Regions from separate parts of the Homo sapiens genome. Here region 1 is linked to region 2. A link is a contact called in ENCODE Hi-C data. All regions are on one chromosome and are shown on one strand. Each heading gives the region's core, a stretch centred on a gene start or an enhancer-like site at or near the end of the contact. The rest is flanking DNA. Distances are from core to core; before and after follow the strand shown.

What was found. Hi-C counts contacts between places; a loop is a spot of excess contacts on that map. Pooled maps may share reads with other maps.
Region 1: a map with no recorded cell type shows a loop between it and region 2 (1.8-fold over the local background). The contact joins two enhancer-like sites. A Hi-C loop is called at or near these places in 3 of 37 single-sample maps with no recorded cell type and 3 of 50 pooled maps.

What each region holds. Positions count from the first base shown.
Region 1 is chr2:183,990,929-183,996,658 of GRCh38, forward strand. No RefSeq gene overlaps it. Among named protein-coding and RNA genes, the nearest start is that of MIR548AE1, 390 kb to the right of the region's middle. Within about 2 kb of position 2,228, at least 2 of the 41 ENCODE cell types and tissues checked have a DNase peak (open chromatin) inside an H3K27ac peak, as active enhancers do.
Region 2 is chr2:183,488,669-183,494,233 of GRCh38, forward strand. No RefSeq gene overlaps it. Among named protein-coding and RNA genes, the nearest start is that of NUP35, 370 kb to the left of the region's middle. Within about 2 kb of position 2,428, at least 2 of the 41 ENCODE cell types and tissues checked have a DNase peak (open chromatin) inside an H3K27ac peak, as active enhancers do.

The DNA.
Region 1 (5,730 bases), core at 978-3,477, 500 kb after region 2:
ATTTTGTTATTTAAAAGTCATTCAGTAGCAAATTGTTAATTTCCATGAACTCTGTAGTTTTGAGAGATATTCTTGGTATTGATTTCTATTTTTATTCCACTATGGTCGAGTATTGTTGGTATGATTTCTTTTTTTTTTTTTGTATTCATTAAGATTCCCCCAAGGATCTCCTATATGGCTTGTCTATGGGTTAGGAATTCTCTTAGTGCTTGCTTGTCTGGAAAAGCTGTTATTTCTCCTTTGCTTGTGAAGCTTAGTTTGGTGGGATATGAAATTCTTGGCTGGAATTTCTTTTCTTTAAGAATGCTGAAAACAGGACCACGACCTCTCCTGGCTTATAAGGTTTCTGCTGAGAAGTCTGTTCTTAGCCTGATGGGTTTCCCTTTGTATATGATCTACTCTTTTTCTCTAACTACCATTAAGATTTTTTTCTTTAGCATTAACCTTAAATAGACTGGTGACTATATGCCTGTTGATCTTCATTATGTATAGTATCTCACGGGTATTCCCTGGATTTCTTGTCTCTGGATGTCTATTTTTAGCAAGATTAAAGAAGATTTCTTAAATTATTCCTTGAAATATATTTTCCAGGTTGTTTACACTTCTATTTCTCTCAGATATGCCAATAATTTGTAGGTTTGGTAGCTTTACATACTTTTATATTTCTCAAAGACTTTTTTATTTTTTTAAATTCTTTTTATTTTTCTCTGAGTCTATCAGTTCAAAAGACCAATCTTCAAGCTCTGAGTGTCTTTCTTCTGCTTGGTCCATTCTATTGATGAAGCTTTTAATTTTTTGTTTGTTTGTTTTTGAGATGGCATTTTACTCTGTTGCCTAGGATGAAGTACAGGGGCAAGATCTTGGCTCACTGCAACCTCCACCTCCCAGGTTCAAGAGATGCTCCTGCCTCAGACTCCTGAGTAGCTGAGATTACAGGAATGCACCACTACGCCTGGCTAATTTTTAGTATTTTTAGTAGAGACAGGGTTTCATCATGTTGTCCAGGTTGGTCTCGAACTCCTGACCTCAGATGATCCACCTGCCTTGGCCTCCCAAAGTGCTGGGATTACAGGAGTGAGCCACAGCACCCAGCCTAAATTGTATTTTGAAATTCCTTAAGTGAGTTTTTTAAGCCTAGAAATTCTGATTCATTTCTTTTTAAGATGTTTATCTCTTCCTTCATTTCCTGGATTGCTTTAGGAGTGTCTTTGTTTGATTATCAACCTTGTCTTGGATCTCATTCAGCTTCCTTGCAATCCATGGCTTGAATTATTTGTCATTTCTGAGTTTCCATTTCAGTTAGGGTGCATTGCTGAAGAGCTAGTACAATCCTTTCTTGGTGTCACTGCATTCAGATCTTTCATTTGGCCAGAATTCTTGCACTGGTTTCTTCTCATCTGGAGATCCTGGCACCTCTAAGTTTTGTAATTATTTTTATGTGGGTAGGATTTTTTCTTTTTCTTCCTTTCCCTACAATGTTATTATTATTTTCTTCTTTCTCTTTCCTTTCCTCTCTATTTCTAGGAGTTGTAAGGCATGCTGGTAGGGTCTCTTGGCTTTGTTTCTATAGCGCTATGCATTTCTTTCAGCAGATTTTATATTAGGCTGTGGAGTTTGACATGTAAGCCCATGGATGGTGCTTATTGGTAAGAACAGACTGTGGCCAACGTGGCTGGGTATATACATAATCCTTATTTACTGGCAGCTCTCTGTTGCCTCAGGCATTGGGATGATTTGTGGAGTATACAGTAGTTTGAGCTCCCTGTTGTGCCCTAGGAGCAAGAGACTGAAGGGTGGGACCAAAACAGACAGGTTGACCTATGGGTCCCCCATGCCAGGCAGAGGCACCAGCAACAAGGGGAGAATCCAGTGAGTAGCCACCAAGCACCCAAAGGTGTACCTAGGTGTGGAGGTAGGAAGCCACCTACTTCAGCTCCAAGTTCTCTGCACAGGAGTAAGGGATGGCCTAGATTTCTAATCTAGTAGAGTGGGTGCTCCAGATGTCTGGAGATCTGCCTGGGCATGTAGCAGAGTGGGTCCTGCTGCACCAATATTTCTGCACAGGAGGGGCTGGGCAACTCAGACTGCTGATTCAGGTGATCTTGTGCTCCAAATGTCTCGAAATATGCCTTGGTTTGGAGTGGAGAAGGCCTCACTACACCATAATCTACATTTGGGAAAAGTGGGGCAGCTCAGGCTGCTGAATCAGGCAAACAGGTGCTTCACAAGTCTGGAGATCAGCCTGGGCATGGAGCAATGAGGGCCTCTTTGCATCAGAAACTCTGCACAGAAGGGTGGGGCAGGTCAGATTGCTGATCCAGATGAGCAGTTCTCTGAATGACTGGATTTCTGCCTGAGCGTGGAGCAGAAATGATCCCCCAGCACCAAGCAACTCAGGCTGCTGGACTAAACAAGCAGGTGCTCTGAATGCCTGGAAATCTGCCTGGTTGTGTAGTAGAAAGGATTCCCCTGTGGCTGGATCTCTGCACAGGAAGGGTGGGACAGCTCAGCATGCTGATTCAGTCAAGGTAGTACTCCAAATGTATAGGATCTGCCTGGGAATGGAATAGAGAGGGCCCCCCACACCACAATTTATGTCCAGGAATGGTAGTGTGGCTCAAGCTGCTGAACCAGGGTAACAGGTGTTATGGATGCCTTGATATCTGCCTGGGCATGGAGCATAGAGCCCCACTGCACAATCTATGTCCAGGAAGGGTTGGGTAGCTCAGGCTGCTGGTCCAGGCAAGAACATGGTCCAAATTCCTGGATTTCTCTCTGGGGGTAGAGCAGAGGGGAGCCTCTACTGCACCATGATTTCCAAGGAGCAGCATGGGCTACTCAGCAAAGTCACACACAGATGAGTTCCATGTCACCAAACTGGGCCTTGGTGCAAGTCTTGTTACCCAGGAGAAACCACAGCCGTAGGAGTTCTCTTCCTGCCCTAGGCCTGCTACAGGGAGGGCACAATTTTAGCCATACTGCTGAGGCACTTTCTGGCTGTGGAAGTCCCTACCCCACTCCAAAGCAGATACTCTAATCTCTGGTCTGAGACTAAAATGTTTGCACAGCCACACTGCCAGGTAACCAAGGAATGAATAATGAAATAATGAAAGCATCATTATCTGCAAGTAATGTGATTTTATATGTAAAAATTTCAAGACTCTACAGCAAAACTATTGAAATTGTTAAGTTAATGTATCAAGTTGCTGGGCTCCATTATGTATTACAATATGTTATATGTTTATACACCAGCAATAAATTTGGAACTTGAGAAAATAAGGTATTTTGATTTTGCCAAAAAATCAAAATATATAAATTACCTAAGAATAAATCTAATTAAACATGTACAAGACCTCTAAACCGAAAACTACAAAATATATTGGGGAGTAAAGTAGAAAAGTATCTTCATTATTTTGGGTTAAAAATTTTTCCTAAATGGGACAGAAAACTACTAATCATGAAGGAAAAAAATTACAAATTAAACTATGTGAAAATGAAAAACCTATACTTACCGAAAAATGTCATTTACTGAGCAAAAATGCAGGCCAGAGAATAAATGGAATTATTTGCAGTACATATACCCAATGAAGAAAGTTTTATATCCAGTGAAGAAAATGCAAATTACTCCTACAAGTGATTGAAAAGAAAGAAAAAGACCATCTGATAGAAAATGATTTCAAAAGTCTATAAGATGAAATAGAAAGTATGCATGAAGCACTGCTACTGCATACCAAAGTATAATGCTTATCTCAAAAAAAAAAACCACTAAGATTGCTTGGATTATGAGCTGAACGAGCTGCTTTTCTTCATGGAACACCATTTTCATTTGAAAAGTAACAGACAAATTACAGTTATTACAATTTGGGTATTTGTCATCAATTTTCTTTGTTAATCATAAAATTTGAATTTTCAGGGAAAAAATAGAAATTTTAGAAAATTTGCATTCACCACTGTAAGCTTGAAAGCTTACAGTGCAGAACACTTAGCTATCTGATTAGATCATTACTAATATTAACAAATGTGGTGGTTTTTATATTGTATGATATATATGTCAAAGTTTGGAAGATCTGCATAACTCAGTGAGCTAATGTTTTACAAATGACCAATGCATGAAGTAACACAATCTAGCAAGGGCTAAATTCCATTAAAATGAAAGAGAGATCAAGAGATTTTCATATAATGGAATATAAAAACTACAATGATATTTAGATTCCACATTGCAACTAAGTTTAAGAAACTACCATTTGTTGAGTTTGGGCATATTATCAGAAAGGAATAATAATAAATTATTTTCAGTAAAATAATCTGAAAAGATTTCTCTCTTTTCTAACTATATAACTACATGAGGAGAGAGTCTTATTATATACTTCAACCAAAAAAATATATTGCAACTTACTGGATGCAGAAGAAGATATGAGACTCCATCTGTCCTCTCTTAAGCCAGAAATTAAAGAAATTTGAAAAAAATATAAAACATTACCACTTCTTAGTTTCTTTCTGTTTTAGGAGATATCTTTTTTAAATAAAAATAATGTGACTATTTAATGGTACTATTATTGATATTTTAAAAGCATTAATAAACATTTTAAAATTTGTCAGTTTTAATTTCTAAGGCAATAAATATTAACAGATATAACCCACATAAAGAAAAGCTCATTGGAGTCCCCACTGACTTTCAAAATTATAAAAGGATGTGGAGACCAAAAGTTTTAAAAACCATCATTGTTGAGCTGTGAAATGAAGCGAGAGAATCTGAGAGGTGTGCCATGTGGCCGGAGACTGTAGAAGTCAATAGAGAAAACCCTGAGTTCTGAGATTGGCAGAGTACCAGGGTGCTGATGGGCCTTTAGATCTGGTTTATTTGAATGACATTATAGATTTCAATGACTCCTTACTGTTTGCTGCTGAGATGCTTTTCTGTTTCACCAGTGGTGACACATGAAAAAGTACTGATTATTTACTTAAAACAACCAGCAGCTGCCAGAGACATTGAATCATGTTACTTTTCTGCCTGAATACCTTCAGTGGCTCCCTGGTTACTGTTTTATGTTGGAACTCATTGGCATGACACAAGGAATCCATGATCTGGTCTCTTCATATCTGTTCAGTTTTATCTTCTTCCAGTGCCCCTTCACATATTACTTCCCATTCATCTATTTCTGTTACTAAAACATTTTTTCACTTTATCACATGCCATTTCATAGGAAGAAAACTTTGTTTCTACTTGGAATTTTTTCACTGTCACTCCCCCTTTTTTAAATAAATAAATAAATCTCCTGTTCTTTATCCAGATTCATCTAAAGCATCTCTTCTTTATGAAGCTTGGCATTTGACTATCCTTTCTGTTATCTTTGCACATGATATATTCCTCCAAAATAGCATTTACCTCAATAAATCTATTCATCTTTATCCCTGGACTATAAAATCTTGCACACACACAAGTAGTAATTTTTATGTTAGTATCCCTAGCATCTAGTATCTTTCCTGGCACACATAAGGAATAAACATAAATGAATGAACCAATTGTGGTAGATAAAAGAAGGAACATAGTAAGATTAGGCTTTGGGATTCATTACTGCCCAGAAGAGTCTACAAAGGAAAGCATTCAGAGGAATTGCAATACGAATTATAAATTGAATTTAATCACTTTTCCCCACTTATTCAACAACATCTAGTGGAATCAAGAATAATAAAAAACTTAATAGAGAGTTCCTGCTGTCTAGTTAAGAT
Region 2 (5,565 bases), core at 1,178-3,677:
CAAGCCCCTCACTGCCCCACAGTAAAGGCTGTCACCCAGTCAGCACCAATTTCATTCTTGTGTGATATTGCTGATGTGTATCATGCTCTTGTTAAATTCACTGTAGGTCAACTAACTATTTCTTCTAAGTGACTCAATCATAAAACATAAGGCCCACAAATACCTAGAGAGGTATAGTAACTGGCATGTTTATGATAGTTGCATTAGGAACCTGATGAATTGGGGTAGAATCTGAATTTAACTTGAATATCAGTAAGAATGAAATTGTAAAAATTCTAATAAATTTATTTTGTATATTTGTATATTTTTTCAAAGGAATTTGGTTAATTACTTTAAATTACTGGCTGTCTTTTGATTAAAATGGGTTGATTTTAGGGCTTACTAAAAGCATTCAAATTGCTGTTCATTCATTCGCTCATCAAACTTTCCTTGAGCCAAGTGCTGCACGAAGCACTGAAAATACAATAACAACTAAGATGTGGCCTCCATTTCCCTTGGCATTACAGACTATTAGAAGAACAAATATCATTGGATTAACAAAAATCAGCATAATTTTGTTCTTGATCCTGTAAAAAAAACTTTCCTAGCCTTGCTTGAAAGGTGTAATGTATTAGATGTGGAGTGCTTTGGAAGAGGTGTGGAAGAGCAGGAAAGTAATACTCTCTTTTTTGATTCCTGGTCTATATCACGCTGGTATCCTTCACTTGTATCTGAGTTTCCCTATATTTCTTAGTGAGATGGAGGCTCACTCTATTTGTGTTAGACTGAGGGTTGTTGTCTTTGGATTTTTTTTTTTCTTTCAGGAGGAATTGTTGCTACTCAGTCTCTGCATTCTCCACTTCTGTTAGGAGTCTCCCTTTATAGGTTCCTAACTGTAGGATCTGAAGCAATCCTTCTAAAATTATCTCTTGCCTTCCTGGAACTATAGAATAATCTAGAAAAGACATGAAACTGTGATCAAGTCTCCTTGACACTTGTGTGCATTTCTACTCTATTGCTCTTTTAATTGTTATTTAAGTATATTTTACTTTATGTATTACAGAATTAGTATCTGTTTTTTTCAGGGAAGAATCCAAAGAAAATGGAGAAGAGAAGAAACAGAGAATAAGTATTTGCAATGCTATCTTAATACCTAGATAGAACCACTTGATATTTTGTAGTCAGTTCCTCTGATCATCCTTAAGGCACTCATATACACTTTTTCTGGGAACAAAATTGGGATTTGGGTAGAAAAACATTTTAGAAGTAGAAATGCATGGGCAAAGAATATGAACATTTTGAAAACATATTACCAAATTCATCTCCTAAGTCAGTGTAGCAATTTATACTCCCACAAACACTGTGTAAAAATGGCTGCACTTTTGAATTTGCCAAGATGGGATATGATATTTTATTTTTTTTAAATGTCAGTTTGATAGGTGAGCTCTTTCCATTTTTATAGATTTTTAGTACAATTCTTGGGCCCTGATTGCCCATTGATTCTTTTTTAGCTATGGATCTTGGGATCCTTCAAATGTCTTGGTTAGCTCAAAATATTTTTCTATCTATGATGCTTATCCTCCTGCTTGCAGCTCCATCCTTTATGCAAAATTGCTCTGGCTCCTTGAAATTGGTTTGTTTTTGCTGTTGTTGGTAGTTATTTGTCTTATGGTTCTGTCTTATGCATGCATTAGATTTTTCTGTCACTTGCTCCTCTTTTATTCAGAAAGTGGCCTGCTTATAGGAAGGTCGCCAGAGAACATAGATAGGCTTCTACTCTATTCTTTCACTACTCTATTAACATGCCAGTATTCAATGCTCACCATCTTGCGCACAACATTCTAGGAAAGTACAGGGTCTGCCCCCACACTCATTCAGTTTATTGTTCAAGGCCCTCTGAATAGGAAAAATACAATATGATTATTTTGGTCAAGAAAACAGAAACCACTCTAAGTATTTCAGCCAGGATGGACCTTAATTTAGAGACTTACAAGCTTGCATAGCTGTTTGAAAGAATGGAGGAGCAAAGTTCAACAGCCATATAAAGTACACTGGAACGATGTTTTCTATATAGAGTATTTGTGTTTGATGATACCCTTGGTTAGACTTAGGTCATTTCCATAGTGAGTCTTCATCTATTTCTCTGCCTGTTTGCATCTTAGGAAGCGTTCAGTTCTTTTTATGAATCACTGCTTTCTGTTAGAGGCTGTAAGCGTTTTCATAAAGAATAATAGCCACTTCACCTCTGAATGGCACACTAAGGTTGGCCTAGCTGCTGGTATTGCCATTTTTCTGACAGGAAACAGTAATATTATGTTTCTTGAAGTTGCCTCCCTTTACACTGTTCCTTCAGTCTTCCTTGTTTGCTGTCACCTGACTCAAGTTGCTGAGCCACAGCTTCTTTATATCTGGCTGGGGTCCATCCTCTAATATACACCCTCTAATGGTGAGTTGCAGTGAGCGGAGCCTCAGTGCTGTGAACTGGCTGTGCTCCAGGCTTCAGCTGCTGACAAATCTTCCTTGGCATTTGATGTTAAGTATAGCTCTCAGATGATGACTACTTTTTTTGAAGCTGCATGCAACATTTTGATAGGCTGTTATTATAAACCAGAACCTAAGACTAGAAACAGGAATGGGAAGGAATTTTCCATGCAAAGAAGCCCGTTAGCAGGGGTTGTTCTTTTCTGTATTCATTAATGTAGAGTCTAAAGATTTTTAGCAGAATGTGATCCAAAAATCAGAAAAGACAGTCTAGGGCACAGTCACCCTCAGGGTGGCTTAAATTTGTGGCCTTGGCAAGCAGCATTACCAGAAACCTCAGACAGCCTTTCACCTAGGATGTCTTTGAAAATATGGATAGTTATCTGTCATGTATACCTTCAAGAGAAAGTATTGCCTGATATGGACATACAGGAAAGAAAAATGTCAATTGACTCCAGCAGTGATCAATATCCCTCACTTTTATTAACTTCATGCCAGTGTTTCCCAAAGTGCTCTTCAAACTTTGAACCTTTAGATATATTCCATAAAAGGCTTTCATGGTCAAAATAGTTTGGGAAATGCTGTAATTTTTACCTACATCTAGGGACTCACAGTTAGCATTACAAAACGTATGACAAGTCTTGCAGTAACAAAACCTTTTTAATTTTGTTTAACTTAGCACCCTCTTCGTTTTTCTTTTTTTGATCACAGGCTTTTTTTTCATTTTTTAAATTATACTTTAAGTTCTGGGATACACGTGCAGAACGTGCAGGTTTGTTACACAGGTAAACATGTGCCATGGTGGTTTGCTGCACCCATCAAGCCATCATCTACAATAGGTATTTCTCCTAATTCTATACCTCCCCTTGCCCTCCACCCACCAACAGGCCCTGATGTGTGGTCCCCCTTCCTGTGCCCATATGTTCTCATTGTTCAACTCCCAGTTATAAGTGAGAACATGCAGTGTTTGGTTTTCTGTTCCTGTGTTTGTTTGCTGAAAATGATGGTTTCCGCTTCATCTATGTCCCTGCAAAGGACATGAAATTTTTTTTATGGCCACATAGTATTCCATGCTGTACATGTGCCACATTTTCTTTATCCAGTCTAATATTGATGGGATTTTGGGTTGATTCCATTTTACCTCTGTATCACTTTGATGAACTCTTGTTGAGAACTGAGATTACTACCCCTTCCCCCCAATTATCTCCTGTGGGCAACTATTTTATTCTAGATGACTATACCTGAGGTTTCTGAACTTATTCTGAGCATTGGCTCCCATGGCAGTCAGGTACATTAACACCTTCCAAAAATAATTTTTTCTCTTGCTTATTTCAAGGTTTTCTCCTTGACTTTCAGCATCTTTACTATGATGTGTTTGTTTGTGAATGTCTTCATATTTCACTTGCTTAGAGTTTGCTGAGCTTCCTGGATATGTAGATGGCTATTTTCCAATAAATTTTCAGAAGTGGTCAGCCATTATTTCTTTGAGTATTGTTTCTTATTCTCTTTCTTCTCTCTTTCTGGTACTCCCAAAAGTACCAGATTCATTTATGTGGGCGTTGGTCCGCTATTGGCGCCTACATTCCTCTGAGGCTCTGTTCATTTTTCTTCATTCTTTTTACTGTCTGTTCGTTGTTTTGCATAATCTCATCACAACCTTTACTGTTCCTGAGGGTCCTCTTAGGTTACAACTTTTCCATACTCTGTCTCAAATGCAGTTGATTTCTTTGGGAAGAAATTAGGAGCTGTTTTTTTCGTTTTGTTTTGTTTTTTCTTTTTTAATGGCCTGCTTCTCCCCACAGGTAACGTGTCTAACAGGACCTCTGGAGCTCAAGGTTGGGCAATGTAAACTTCTTTCTGAGTGACATCCCCTGTCTAGGATCTGAGTGCTCAGTGGAGGGGAGTCAGCAGGCTAAGGTCTTCTGGGCTTGCTTCTCCTGGCATAGAACCACCATCTCGAGTTGGAGAAAAGGCTACTGGGGTCTCAATATTTTCACTGCACCGTGCCAGAAGTAGAGCATTTATTCCACCATTGGGGAAAAAGGGAGCCCTCATCTCCCATCAACACTCAACTGGAATTTGACCTCAGCAATAAACCTTCGGAAGTAAGCTGAGAAACGCTGAAGTCCTGCTCTTCCTGGGAAGGAAGCTTTCTGGTTGGGCAGAAAGGCATCCCTATGTTCTTTGCTGCAGCAGTGTGGAGTTGCTGATCTGGGAGAGGGAAGGGAGGGAGAAGTCTTAGTTCAAATACCGCAGGCTCTTGCCTTTCTTACAGAATTTTGGCAGATTTTCTTGATGTTTCTTCATTTTCTGTTTGCCCATTGGACCATTTCCAGAGTCTCTGAATGGTTGTTTTTCATAATAATTTTAATCAATTTTATTGGTGAAATGAAGCTCCTCATACTGTCATGCTAGAAGTCAGTTTTTCAGATTAGATTTTAAATACATAAAACACATACAATTATAAAATAAGCCAGCTATATTGAAATACAGCCACCAAAAGTTTTTAAAGTTGTGGCATAGTACTTATTTGTTGATATATTAAGTACTGTCTGGCTGTGTTCTAATAACTACCTTAATTTAAAATAGAGATGTACATAAATGAAACATATGTTTTGGGATATCTACAACAATATAATGTAATATAGAAATATCTATGATTGCTAATGATGAAAAAGTCATAGAGGTTTTAATTTCATTATGGTTTGTTGTCTACGCTCATGATTTCAGGAAATGCTGTTTCAGTTAGAGGTCAGTAAAAATAAAAATATAAATTTTTCCAATCTGCATTTACTGATCCCTTGAATTTTACCCACGGTCCTTTTGGGGACCAGGCAAAGATTTCACATAAGATTTTAGATCATCACAGAATCGAGAGACCTTTGAACAATCCATTTGTCCTGTGACCCTAGGAATTGCTCTGATTCTTCAATTTTTAATGGTAAATGAAAACAACCTGTAGGAATTTTGAGGTTCTCTGAAGTCTTGCATGAACCTTTCTTGGAAAGCCATGATCTCTGTCTATCACCAGCTTTGTCACTTCTCTGCATCCTCTGATGGGAGTAACCTTGGAAATGATGGCAGAAGCATAGACAAGGAATTTTG